Linked DNA regions of Mus musculus: region 2 is linked to region 1. The links are chromatin contacts, found by Hi-C or POLR2A ChIA-PET in ENCODE. All regions are on one chromosome and are shown on one strand. Each heading gives the region's core, a stretch centred on a gene start or an enhancer-like site at or near the end of the contact. The rest is flanking DNA. Distances are from core to core; before and after follow the strand shown.

Region 1 (5,239 bases), core at 1,715-4,214:
ATCAATTAATCCATGGGATAAATTAAGTCCAAGATGAAGATGATGCGCTCATATAATACACAGGGGCATTTCTGAGTTCAGGCAGCTCCATATTTTCTAAGGAAAAGTGCTGAAGGGTGAGCACTAGCCCAGGACCCCATGGACTTGCTGGACACCATGAGGCTTCAGTCTCATCTCTTGCACCAGAGGAAAATAAGAAACCCTAATTAAGCAACTCAGCAGTTTTACACCGAAAAGTATGTCATTTGGGGAGGTTTTAGGATGAAGCCCTGCAGGAGGGGGGAATTGAACTTCCTAAAGCTCAGCTGCTTCTATACTGGTTTCAGCTTTAATTTTGTATCTGAAGCATAAAAACACACAAATCAAATATACAGTACAATTACCCTGGCTATCTGAGAGCGAGTTTATCATATATGCAACTCACATGAAGTGCACACAACTATGTTCTGGGACATGCATGTTTTCACTTGTGGGTACATCTTTGGATACCAATAAAAATTTCACTGCAATCATGCTCTATAGTAAGGAGTTTCGGTGATTTTTCGTGAGCATATACTCTACAACATGCATCTTATGAGTTAGAATTACAGCAAACCCACAAAGTGAACAGATTCTAGTTTAGTCTATTATGGGTTTTGCTGGTGCAGCATGCAATGATTCACTTAATACTTTAATGTCAAATTCTTGATTAAAATAGAATGCATAATTCAATTTTCTATGGGGACTTCCTTGGAGAAAAGCGGGGAAGTAGCCAAGAGTTCATAAATGTGTCTGCGTTATTCTAAAAGATACTTCGGGGTGAGAAAATACTGGAAATTACCTAAATGAAATTTAATTAATTTGTTTTTCTAATTGTAGATTTGAAATAGTAGCAGGAAGGGCTATTTATTGTATCACATCAACCAATTCTCTGTGATAAACAGAGAGAGAGAAATACCCAGTGCCAGTTTTACATGTCAAGGGCACAGCTCAGAGGTTGGTAATGTCTACCCTGGTGGAAGATATAAATGGAAAAATTATTTTCAGCAGTTTTATCATGGAAAATTTGCTTTTAAACTCAAGTATTTTCTTTTCAAGCCTTTATATTATTTTAAAACAAATGCTACCCGACAGGGAACATACATAATGCAGTACTTGTCTTACCGGTGTGCTTTGGAGAAGACTATGAAACTACCAATTCTTCCAATTCAGGGTTGAAAAAAGCAAAACAAAACACTTACAGATCACTTTTTTTGATGTTTTTTTCTCAAGCTAAGTGATGCTGAAAATAACACGGATAAGGTCTAAATTGTTCGGGGGAAGGGGGAACCTTTAGTTCAAGCAGAGATTACAGAAAGATGGGACAGGATACACATCTTTAAATGTGTGGATACAGTCAAGAATATCCTTTTTTAAAGTAGAAGTAATCATGAGCGGTTTTCTTTTGAACTGGTTGGACCAGAGTCGGCTACCTTTTACCGTCTAAATACTGCACGGTACTCTGCATGATTTTTTTTTTTTTTCTTGTTCCTTTCTCCTCGGGAAAGATGAGGGCAGGATTTAAGTATTATGAATTAAAGACCCACTAGCTCGCCACAGGTAGGAAAAAAAAAAAAAAAAAAAAAAAAAAAAGCAGCAGCCGCAGCAGCAAACCCAAAAGAGAAACACGAGGACTTCAAGCGGACCTTGCGAGGCCTGCTTGCACCGGCTAGAGGACACGGTTTGGGCGCTGCAGCGGGGATCCCCGGTGTCGGTGGCCGGGCCAGCGCGCCTACAGGGCGAGTGGGCTCTCTTCCCAAAAGGGAAGGCACTTTGGCTGTCGGGCGAGTGCGTCACCGTCCGGGACAGGAGACAGGTCCGCTAGGGAGTGGGCGCCGAGCCGCTCTCCCGTCCCGTGACCCGGCATCGCCTCCACCCGGGGGCGACTCGAGCGGGACCCCAAGTGAAGGGCGTCCCACTGCGGCGGCACTCGTCGCTCTCCGGCTTCCTCACGTTGCAGGAGCCGCCGGGCCGCGCGCCCAGGCACCGGCGGTGACGGACGGAGTCACCGCCCCCTCCTCCCCCGCCGCCCCCTCCCGCGGCCCTCCCCGGCCCCGACACGTCATGGAAACACAGACGTCAGAGCCCCGACGGCCAATCGGAAGCCGCCGCAGGAGGGGAAGGGAGGGGGCGACAGCGCAGGAGGGGGCGGGGGCAGCCGGGAGCCCGGCGCGCAGGGAAGGAAGAGAGGGAGGGGCGCGCGGAGGCGCGAGTCGCCCGCCCCGCACTACAGGCCACCCTTTCCACACCGCGCGCTGCAAGTTCTGATCCCCGCCGCCTCACCCCACCCCGGGCGCGCGCTCGCCAGGCGGGGCCGCGCTCGCCGGATCCTCCCCTTAAACGCCCTCTCCGGGAAGCGCCAGTCCCGGTCCGAGCGGCGCTACCTCCGCTCGTGCGCGCGCGCGCGCCCGCCCGCCCGCCCTCAGGCTCCCCGCGGGCCGCGTCACGTGACCGCGCCCAGCCAAGGCGGCAGCGGCGGCCGCGCGAGCATCCGCAGCGGTGGCAGAGGCAGCGGGAGCAGCTGCGCTGCCAGCGTGGAGCGGGAGGCGTGGAGGTGTGGAGAAGAAGGGAGCGTCGGACCGGAACGGGTGAGCGCCCTCCTCCCCCCTTGCCTGCTCGGGCGGTCTCGCGGGTCACCCGGTGCACACCGGGCCCCTGCCCCGGAGCTGGCCGTTGCCCCTTGAGCTCCGCGTCTGCGGACCGGTGTCCCCGGACCCCGCCCCGGGTTGCACCCCGCCCGTTGCTGCTGCTGTTGCTGCTGCTGCGGACGCCGGCGCGGGGCCGGTTGAGCTGCTGTGCCGAGCGCGGCGCGCCCTGAGCGCGGCTTTGCGGAGCGGAGGAGGCGGGTCCTGCGGGGACGCGAGCGGCCACTCGGCGGCCGCCGGGCTCTGGGCGGGGGCCGGCCGGGCGCCGCCTCCTCCTCCTCCGCCGCCGCCTCCTCGCGGTGCAGCGTGAGTAGGGAGCCCCGGCTGGTGGACGCCGAGTCTCTGGGCTCCGCCGCCGCCGCCTCCTTCCCGAGGTGCAGCCGCACCTCCGCGTGGCGCCCCGAACCCAGCGAGCCGGCTGCGGGCACGTCCCGCGACCCCTCGCCGCCATCCCCCGGACCCACCCGCCTAGCTTTCCTTGATTCTTCCCCTCGGAAAAAATGGTTCCCGCTGCGGGCGAGGTGAGTGGCGGCCGGTGGCTGCCCGCGGCGGGGGCGGCCACCTGCGGGGGAGGCCGGGTGGGGCGCGCAGGGCGCGGCGGGGGTCCTGACAGCTGGGCGCGGGGTGGAGCGCGGCGGGTCCCCGCGAAGTTGGCGGCGCCGCCGGGGTTCGCTCCTGCTAGGAGACCGTAAAGGTGAGGAGGCTTCCTCTCCGCGCGCCTCGGCGCCGGGTCCAGCTCGGAGTCGCCGTCCCGGTGGCTTCTCGTCTACACCCGAGGGCTCTCGGACTTCGCGGGGCTGCCCCTGCTGCCGCCACAGCCCATCTGAACACCGGTCGCCCCTACCCCGGCATGTGGTGACCTTGAGGGCAGCGGTGCCCCGGCACTCCCTCTTCCTGCGACCCGGGAGGGTCACCCATTTAATCCCTGGCTTGGGCCCCCGGGAGGTACTGCCCGTGCAAGGTGAAGGTTTGTCGTCGGCCCCCCGGAGAGGATGGTGTGATAGATGCCTGTCAGACAGGACGGTGACTCCCGGGGAGTTGAAGAGCCGCCTGGACGCTCTCTTCAGGTCTTGAGTCTGGCCCCCCAGGATGTTCACGGGTGCTTCCGATTCATGTTTATGTACTTAGTTTAAAAGGGGGAAAATCTGCTCTGTCCTCGGAAAGGGTCAGTAAGAAAGGAGGGTGGCATTCCTATTGCGGGGGTGGGGGGGGCGGAGGTGGCGGGGGCTTCTTCTCTATTTCATCTTGCAGGAGAATTTTGTGTCTTAGCTAGTTAGCGACCCCTGGGTCTGCGCCTCGGTCTTTGCCCAGGTTGGTCTCTGCACATTTCAGTCACCAGTTTACTGCGGGACTCTAGCATTGGGAATGCTTTTGCTGTTGCGGTGATCGGACCCGCAAGGGGAAGCTGGGGCTGGTCTGCGTGGGTAAAAGGGTCTGCAGGACCTTGGTAAGGACGCGAACCTCCTCGGTAGGCTGTTTTTTTTACCCTTCCTAGGGGTTAGAGCGCTGCAGACAGCCACCTTTGGCTGCTATGCATGCTACTTTTCTGGGTTTATTAATAATCTAATGACTCCTGTCGGTATCGATTGCTGTTCCTGATAAATTAGTTATATGGATTTTTTTTTTCATACGAGTGGAGGTATATGCATGTCTGGACTGTCTGCCTTTCAACATGGAAGGCTTTGTTGTGCTTCACCTCCCCCACCTGAGGACAGTCTTACTTTAAAATAAGGTTCTTGATCCTCAGCGTAGGTGTATTTTATAATAATAAGTACTTGTAAGGACCTGGTTTGTACAAAGCGCGCATAGGGCATCCCTTTGGATAGTGGCCCATTTGAGTGAATGGAGAGCCTTCACTTGCCCTGCCACCAGCTTTCCCTAGGGAGACTCCCTGTCCTTGTGTGTGGCAGAGCCGGATTGGGGGAATTAAAAGAGGGATTGGAAGGGGGAGAATCTGCTTTTTGTACTTGTATGTTTCATTTAGCACCCATCCCTTTTTTTCCCCTTCCTGGTCAGTTCAAATTTGAAGTAAATAGAAATTTTTTTTTTTTTTTCTTGTTGAGAGCTTTTGAAAGCTGGTGTAGGAAATTGGGCCTTTTAAGCCATGTTTTCAGGGAGATGTTTTACTTTCTACCGTGCTTTGGATAAAACAGTTAAATGGCTGTCATAAAGGGTGGATCTCTGTCCCGATTTTGGCTTGGGTGTAACTGCAAAGATCTTCGAAAAGTAACTGTTATTTCCTACCATATACTCTGCAAAAGTGAGTCACATTCGGGTGAGCTGAGGACAGAGCGCCACCTTTGATCTAAAATTTTGTTATCCCCCCTCCCACCCCCGATCAAATGATGAAAATTAAGAGTACGCCTTCATAATGCTGTCGTCCTCAGCCGTGTGCCCCCTTAGAAGTAAGGGAGAATATGTCTTCATTTTTCTATAATTTCAAGACCTTGAGAGGAATTTCAGCCACTGTATGGGAAACTACGGTGTTTTGTTTTTTTAGTTGAAGCTTGAGACCTTACTTGCCATTCTGAGATGAGGGGAGGAACAAATTTTGACTCGTGTTGTTAATAAAATAA
Region 2 (5,641 bases), core at 3,105-5,604, 44 kb after region 1:
CATTTATTATTTAAAATATAACCTGGAAGCTAACTGCCCATTTCTTCCTAATTGCTGGTTTTTGTCTCTTTACAGTATTTGGTTATAATTGTTGGGTACATATGTTTCTGTGTTTTCCTCCCTAAATATTATGCAGCAAGGAGTTTTCCAGGTTTTGTCTTAGTTTTCTTTAATGTTTTTTTTCAAGAATCTTAAATATTTAATAATTTAAATATCTGATTTTAACCACAGGAAGAAAACTTTTCTCCCCTCTTTAGGTGACCATTTGATATTCTTTCAAATATGAGCCAACCTAGTTTGGGAATTAGCTGTTATAAAATTCTTCAGCTTTTTGAAAATTTTAAATTTCATCTGGAGTCACTGTATGAAAGGACATCAAATACCTTCAAATACCAAAATTAACACATTTGTCTGTTTAATAGATGTATACTATGCACCCTCCACGATACAGTGTTAATATTAAGTGTATAGTAGAATCTAGTTAAAATATTTTGTTGCTAGTCAAAATCATCACCATAGCTTGAGTTGTCTGAGTGCTCGTTCTGTATCAGTGCTGGCTCTAACAGCAAGCTAAGTCCAGAGAGTTAAAATGAACAACTTGCTCACGTTTTAAAAATTAGGATGGTGAGACAGTATTTGTCAAGGTCACTCTGCTAGTTCAAGAAAATGTGACATGGGCTATGTGATTCCTGTTCTGATTAACTGGTGGGTCACGTGGCCTTGGAAGTGATGAAGGAACCCTGGCTTCTGTGAAGCACAGTCTGCCTTGCTAGCCCCCAATGAGCCTTCCTTCCTAAAGGACCATGCTGTCTTTATTGGTGTGGCCACGTGTGCTCCAGTTCAGTTTAATTACCCTGTGTTGAGCAGTTTTTATGGACAAAGGGCTGTTGCTGGAGTAGTCACTAGGAGATGCAGAAATGAATGACTCTCCTGCCTTCAGGCATCCTTGGGGTTTAACAAGGAAGGATGCAGTCTGCATAGAACAGAGGCCTTGAAAGACCATGGGAACACATCAGTGGATTGTTCCCATGCTTTCAGGCCAGAGGAAAGGGGCAATGCAGAGAAGAAGCCCATTAGTGGAAAAGGAATAGGTCAGCTTTCACTAGGGCGCATGCACCAGTGTGGCAGTTGGGGCCCTCTGCTAGCGCGTGGGTCTGTTGGAGATCTCTGGGGGACTCATGAGCTAGATAAAGGCTTCCCAGTTTCCATCACTGTCCTCCAAGAACTCTTCATCTTCCTCATTCATGCATTTCACATTCTGTAATGCTAAGAAGGGAAATTAAACTTGTTTCTGGTCTTCTCAGAAGATGGCACAAATATCTTTAGTTTTATAAAGTGATTTCACTTGTCTTTATTAATAGCAGAAAGAAAGAGTCAACAAATTAGAAGATTACTTGTTTCCTCATTGGCTCTATATTGACCTTCAGTTTCAGTTATTTTCTTTATGTTAATGTAAATGTGTGTGGGGGCTGGGGAGGGGGGAGTGTGCACATGCTTGCAGACCAGAGGCTCTGAGATCCCTGGGACCAGAGTTGCAGGCAGTTTCAGGTGGCCTATGTGCATCCTAGGAACTGAGCGCTGGTCCCCCCTGGAACACCTGCTACAGCTCTTAACTATTGAGCTATCTCCCAGCCCTTCCCTTCTCCTTTATGTGACTGCTGCTGCTATTATTTTAGCATTCTGTCATGGAGGCGGAGGTTGTACTTTAGGAGAGAAGATTAGTTTCTGTAAAATTCTTTGGAGATAGAAATAATGCTTTTATCACGAGACCAGCTGTTTCTTGTGCCACCTCCTTGTTGCCATGCTCCCGATGGCATCAGAGTGTCATGACTTTTCATCTTAACCACCCTGTACTCCTGGTCCTGGTGAGGGCTATTCTAGACAGTGAAGCCGGAAATTGTTCTTAAAGCCCCATACTCGTTGATACTTAGTTGTTTGTTCGCCATTTCCTTTGTGAGTCCTTGGGTCGTGTTTGTTTGTCCTTGCTTGTACACTTGTCTTTTTCCTTTGTAGACTGTGAACAGCCCTTAAGTTGCATTGAGGACAGATGTTTCTAGTAGGTGTGGTAGAAGGAGATGAAACTGGATAAGCTTGTGGGTTAAGAATCCAGGAGATGGATGCTTCCTAAAGGAAGAGAAAGAAAGAAAGAGTCTTTCATAGGGTAGAATGTATGTGACTATTGGACAGAGCCGTGGACAAGTTTTTTTTTTTTTTGGTTTTTGGTTTTTTTTTTCAGATGTCTTTGGGACTGATAGAAACTTTAGGAAGAAATGGTTTAGATGAGACAGGGTTAAGTATAATAATGGTGATTTCACTTGAAGTACTGCAGAATATTTAAATGATAACGTGGGTCCGCAGCTGTAACCTGGAGCAAGAAAGCAAGGTAGCAGATGGAGGCCATGTTGTTCTATGAGTTGCCAAGAGAGTCCGGCAAATACATGCAGTGATGCCCTCATTGAGGATGCTGTAAAGATTTAAAAAGCCAGTGAATTTGGTTAGAGGTGTATGAGAACTAAGTGATACAGTGAATAGAAGAGAGGAATGCTGGGTAACAAGACAGCTGCATAGAGAATGGTGGGGCCTGGAAAGCAACTTGAGATCATTAATCACTGTAGTCTCATCTCAGTAGTGTGTGCTCAGGGATGGATCCAGTTGCCAACCTCAAGGAGAGAATCAGGGATGGGGCTGCATTGAGGACAGATGTTTCTAGTAGGTGTGGTAGAAGGAGATGAAACTGGATAGCTCCTGGGTTAAGAGAATCCAGGAGATGGATGCTTCTCAAGGGAAAAGAAAGATGGTCTTTTATGGGGTAGAATGTATGTGAATATCGGCAAGCCAAGTGAGAGACCTAACTGAAAGGCATTGAGATGCTGTCCTGCAGTGGCAATTAAGGAAACAGGCTTACTCCAGGAGTGCAGATCATGTAAGAAAGTCGTGAAATCAGAAATCAGGAATATTCTGGGAAGATGAGATGTCAGTCGGTTGTATTTTACAGTGACTCATGTAAGTTATTAATGAACTAAAACCTGATTCTTTGGGAGAGGGCAGAGGTTTTTTGTTTTGTTTTGGTTTTTGTTTGTAGTTTTAGTTTTGGTTTGGTTTGGCTTTGTGGTTTGGTTTTCTTTGGTTTGGTTTGATACAAGGTCTCATCCAGCCCTGGCTGGCCTAGAACCTGTTATGTAGACCAGAACTCAGGACAGTTGGCCTACCTCTGTTTCCCCTGCTTCCTGAACACCAGGATTAAAGGCGTGTGTCACTGTGTCTAGCCTTAAGAAGTGTTTTAGTTTGTTTTTCAGTGGGTATGGTTGGTGCAAGCAAGCCCGAGACAGAAACTGTAGAACATCAAGTTCAAGCCCAGCCAGCATATATACCAAGTTCCAGGATACCTAGAGATGCATACTGAGTCCTTCTCTCTCTCTCTCTCTCTCTCTCTCTCTCTCTCTCTCTCTCTCTCTCTCTCTCTCTCTCTCTCTCCACCCAACTCCTCAATTAGTTAAAGATGTCTTTTTTTTTTTTTTTTTTAATCCAGATGGCTTGTGTCTTCCAGGGGTCAGTAATTAACCAGATGGGCTTAGTAGGAAGATCAGAGAAAGTCATACATAAAGACACGGGGAAGTTAGCTTTTGAGGGAAGCTAGTATTGCTAAGGAGTCTGGTGGCCTTAGAAGTCAGAACACGTGACAAGATTTGGTAAACTAATCAGAGAAGTTGTGCCAGAGAGGAAATCTGAAAATAGAGCAATTCCAGGTGATGACCCTATTGGGTGGCACTGGCCTTTAGTTACGGTCAGAACAAAGGAAGGCCAGCAATTGGTGGGGGTGGGGGAGTAAGAGGAGAAAGATTGGGAATGCGGGAAGAGCTTAGAGGACCATTGGTGATGTGATGGAGTGTGCCACAGTTCTGATGCCCAGACTCTCTGCACTTATTGAGTTAACCATAAATCAAATGCTGCCTAATATCTTCTTAAAATATAGTTTATTTTCCAGCCACATTACTTGAACTAGCATGAAAGGGAGTATTGATTTTTTTTTTTCCAAGCTCCTCTTCAGTACCTATAGCTAGAGATTGCAAAAGACCATCTACAACCAGACTCCATAAATGCAGTAGAAAGGAAGACACGGGCAAGGGCCTCATCCTCTCGGCTTGGTGCTCAGTTTTCAAGTGCTGGGCCAAATCCTTGAAATTACAGAGTTTTCAATTAGTGAGACAGAAAGCTCATGTCAGTTTGCAGAAAAGAGTTAGCCTCCCTCAGGACTGCCGGCTTTATTTTTGTGAGGCTGTTGGGTGACATAATGAGCATCCTGTTTCCCTAAGCATGTACGTGTAGGCTCTTGTGAATTGACAGGCTAGAAGCTCTTGAGCACTGAGTAGGCCGGCGGAGCAGCTGGCGTGACATTCAAGTGTTCATGGTGCCTCTTAGCTCCTGAACAGAAGGGAAAAACACTGTTTTAAATTAGAAATCTCTTCCTTGACTGAAGCTGAAAATTTCAGCACCAGAGAGACTAGAAAATGATAGAACATTTGGTTCTCATATTTAACCGGAGGTATAGTATGTTCTTATATTTGGTAAATTGCACAGGATTATATAAAATTAACTTTATTTTGGAGCTTTTCAAAAGCACCCCCCTAAGCAAAAACCTTTGCAACCAAGAATCTTACTGTAAAAATGAAAGATGCCTAAGTAGATCAACAGAATTGGGGGGGAAAAGTATAGTTTATCTTAGAGGTATGAATAGAAGGTAGCTATGTAATTCAAGCATTTTGTTAAATTTGTTAAAATCAATGCCTTAAGGTGCTTAAACTTTTTTAGTTTGAAAGTAGAAAATTATTCACAGTATTTGTGAAATATGAGACTTAAGTAGAAAAATATCAGTGTATTTGGTATTAAAACCAAAACAGTTCAGAGTACCAGCTCACAAAATATTTGTAGAAAATAATCTGCTTTGAGTTATTCATGCAAATTACGAATGAGTAATTTGCCTATTTAGTCCAGGAACTTTTGGATCAAGATGGACATCCAACAGTTAGTTCATGAGTCAAAGTTCAGGTCACAGTCTCATAAAATAGTGACTTACAAAATTGACAGCAGGATCATCATCCCTAGCATCCCAGAATTTAGAAATATGTTTTCCTACTGTGTGCTGCATCAATTGAAGACTTTTCTGAGGTGGAGCCCAGCAGGGCCCATTTTAAGAGCCCTACAAACATTACCAATAAGTAGACAGTGGGGCTGAGAAGTACAGATCTGCAGTACATAGTAGCAATAACGTTAAAATTTATCATGTTTGTTAAATCGAGAGGTTGTGGTTTGTTGATTCTGTAGGTACATCCTTGCGAGATTAGGCCGGTCTCCTCATAGATGTGGGTGTCACACCAGTCCACTGGATAAGATTCTACCAACTTACCTGCTTGTAAAGCAAACGGATCTCTAGTTATCGTTAAGATATCTGTGCTTTAGTTCATTGCCATTGAGATCTTGATTATATACACTAAGTGCTGTGTTGTTATGAGCTTGTAGTCTTAGTATGTGCTGGAAATGGAAGTTATCAAAAGCCCAGAGATGTGGTCGAATGGCCAGTCTATGCCTCTGCTTCAGTTGAGGCTGGCATACACTTTTATAGATGAAAAGTTCGTGGGAATAC

What was found. Hi-C counts contacts between places; a loop is a spot of excess contacts on that map. ChIA-PET counts read pairs that join two places held with the same protein, here RNA polymerase II (POLR2A).
Region 2: a map of heart shows a loop between it and region 1 (2.2-fold over the local background). The contact joins the enhancer-like site here to the promoter of Atp2b1 in region 1. A Hi-C loop is called at or near these places in 3 of 37 maps with a recorded cell type or tissue (heart and v-Abl transformed pro-B cells). POLR2A ChIA-PET finds 5 or more read pairs at or near these places in 2 of 5 experiments (both embryonic stem cell).

Annotation. Positions count from the first base shown.
Region 1 is chr10:98,912,188-98,917,426 of GRCm38, forward strand. It overlaps Atp2b1 (ATPase, Ca++ transporting, plasma membrane 1), which reads left to right and starts at 2,965. Exons shown (of 21, transcript NM_026482.2): 1 at 2,965-3,184.
Region 2 is chr10:98,955,248-98,960,888 of GRCm38, forward strand. The region is part of intron 1 of Atp2b1 (ATPase, Ca++ transporting, plasma membrane 1); the gene reads left to right. Among named protein-coding and RNA genes, the nearest start is that of Atp2b1, 43 kb to the left of the region's middle. Within about 2 kb of position 4,355, at least 1 of the 3 ENCODE cell types and tissues checked has a DNase peak (open chromatin) inside an H3K27ac peak, as active enhancers do.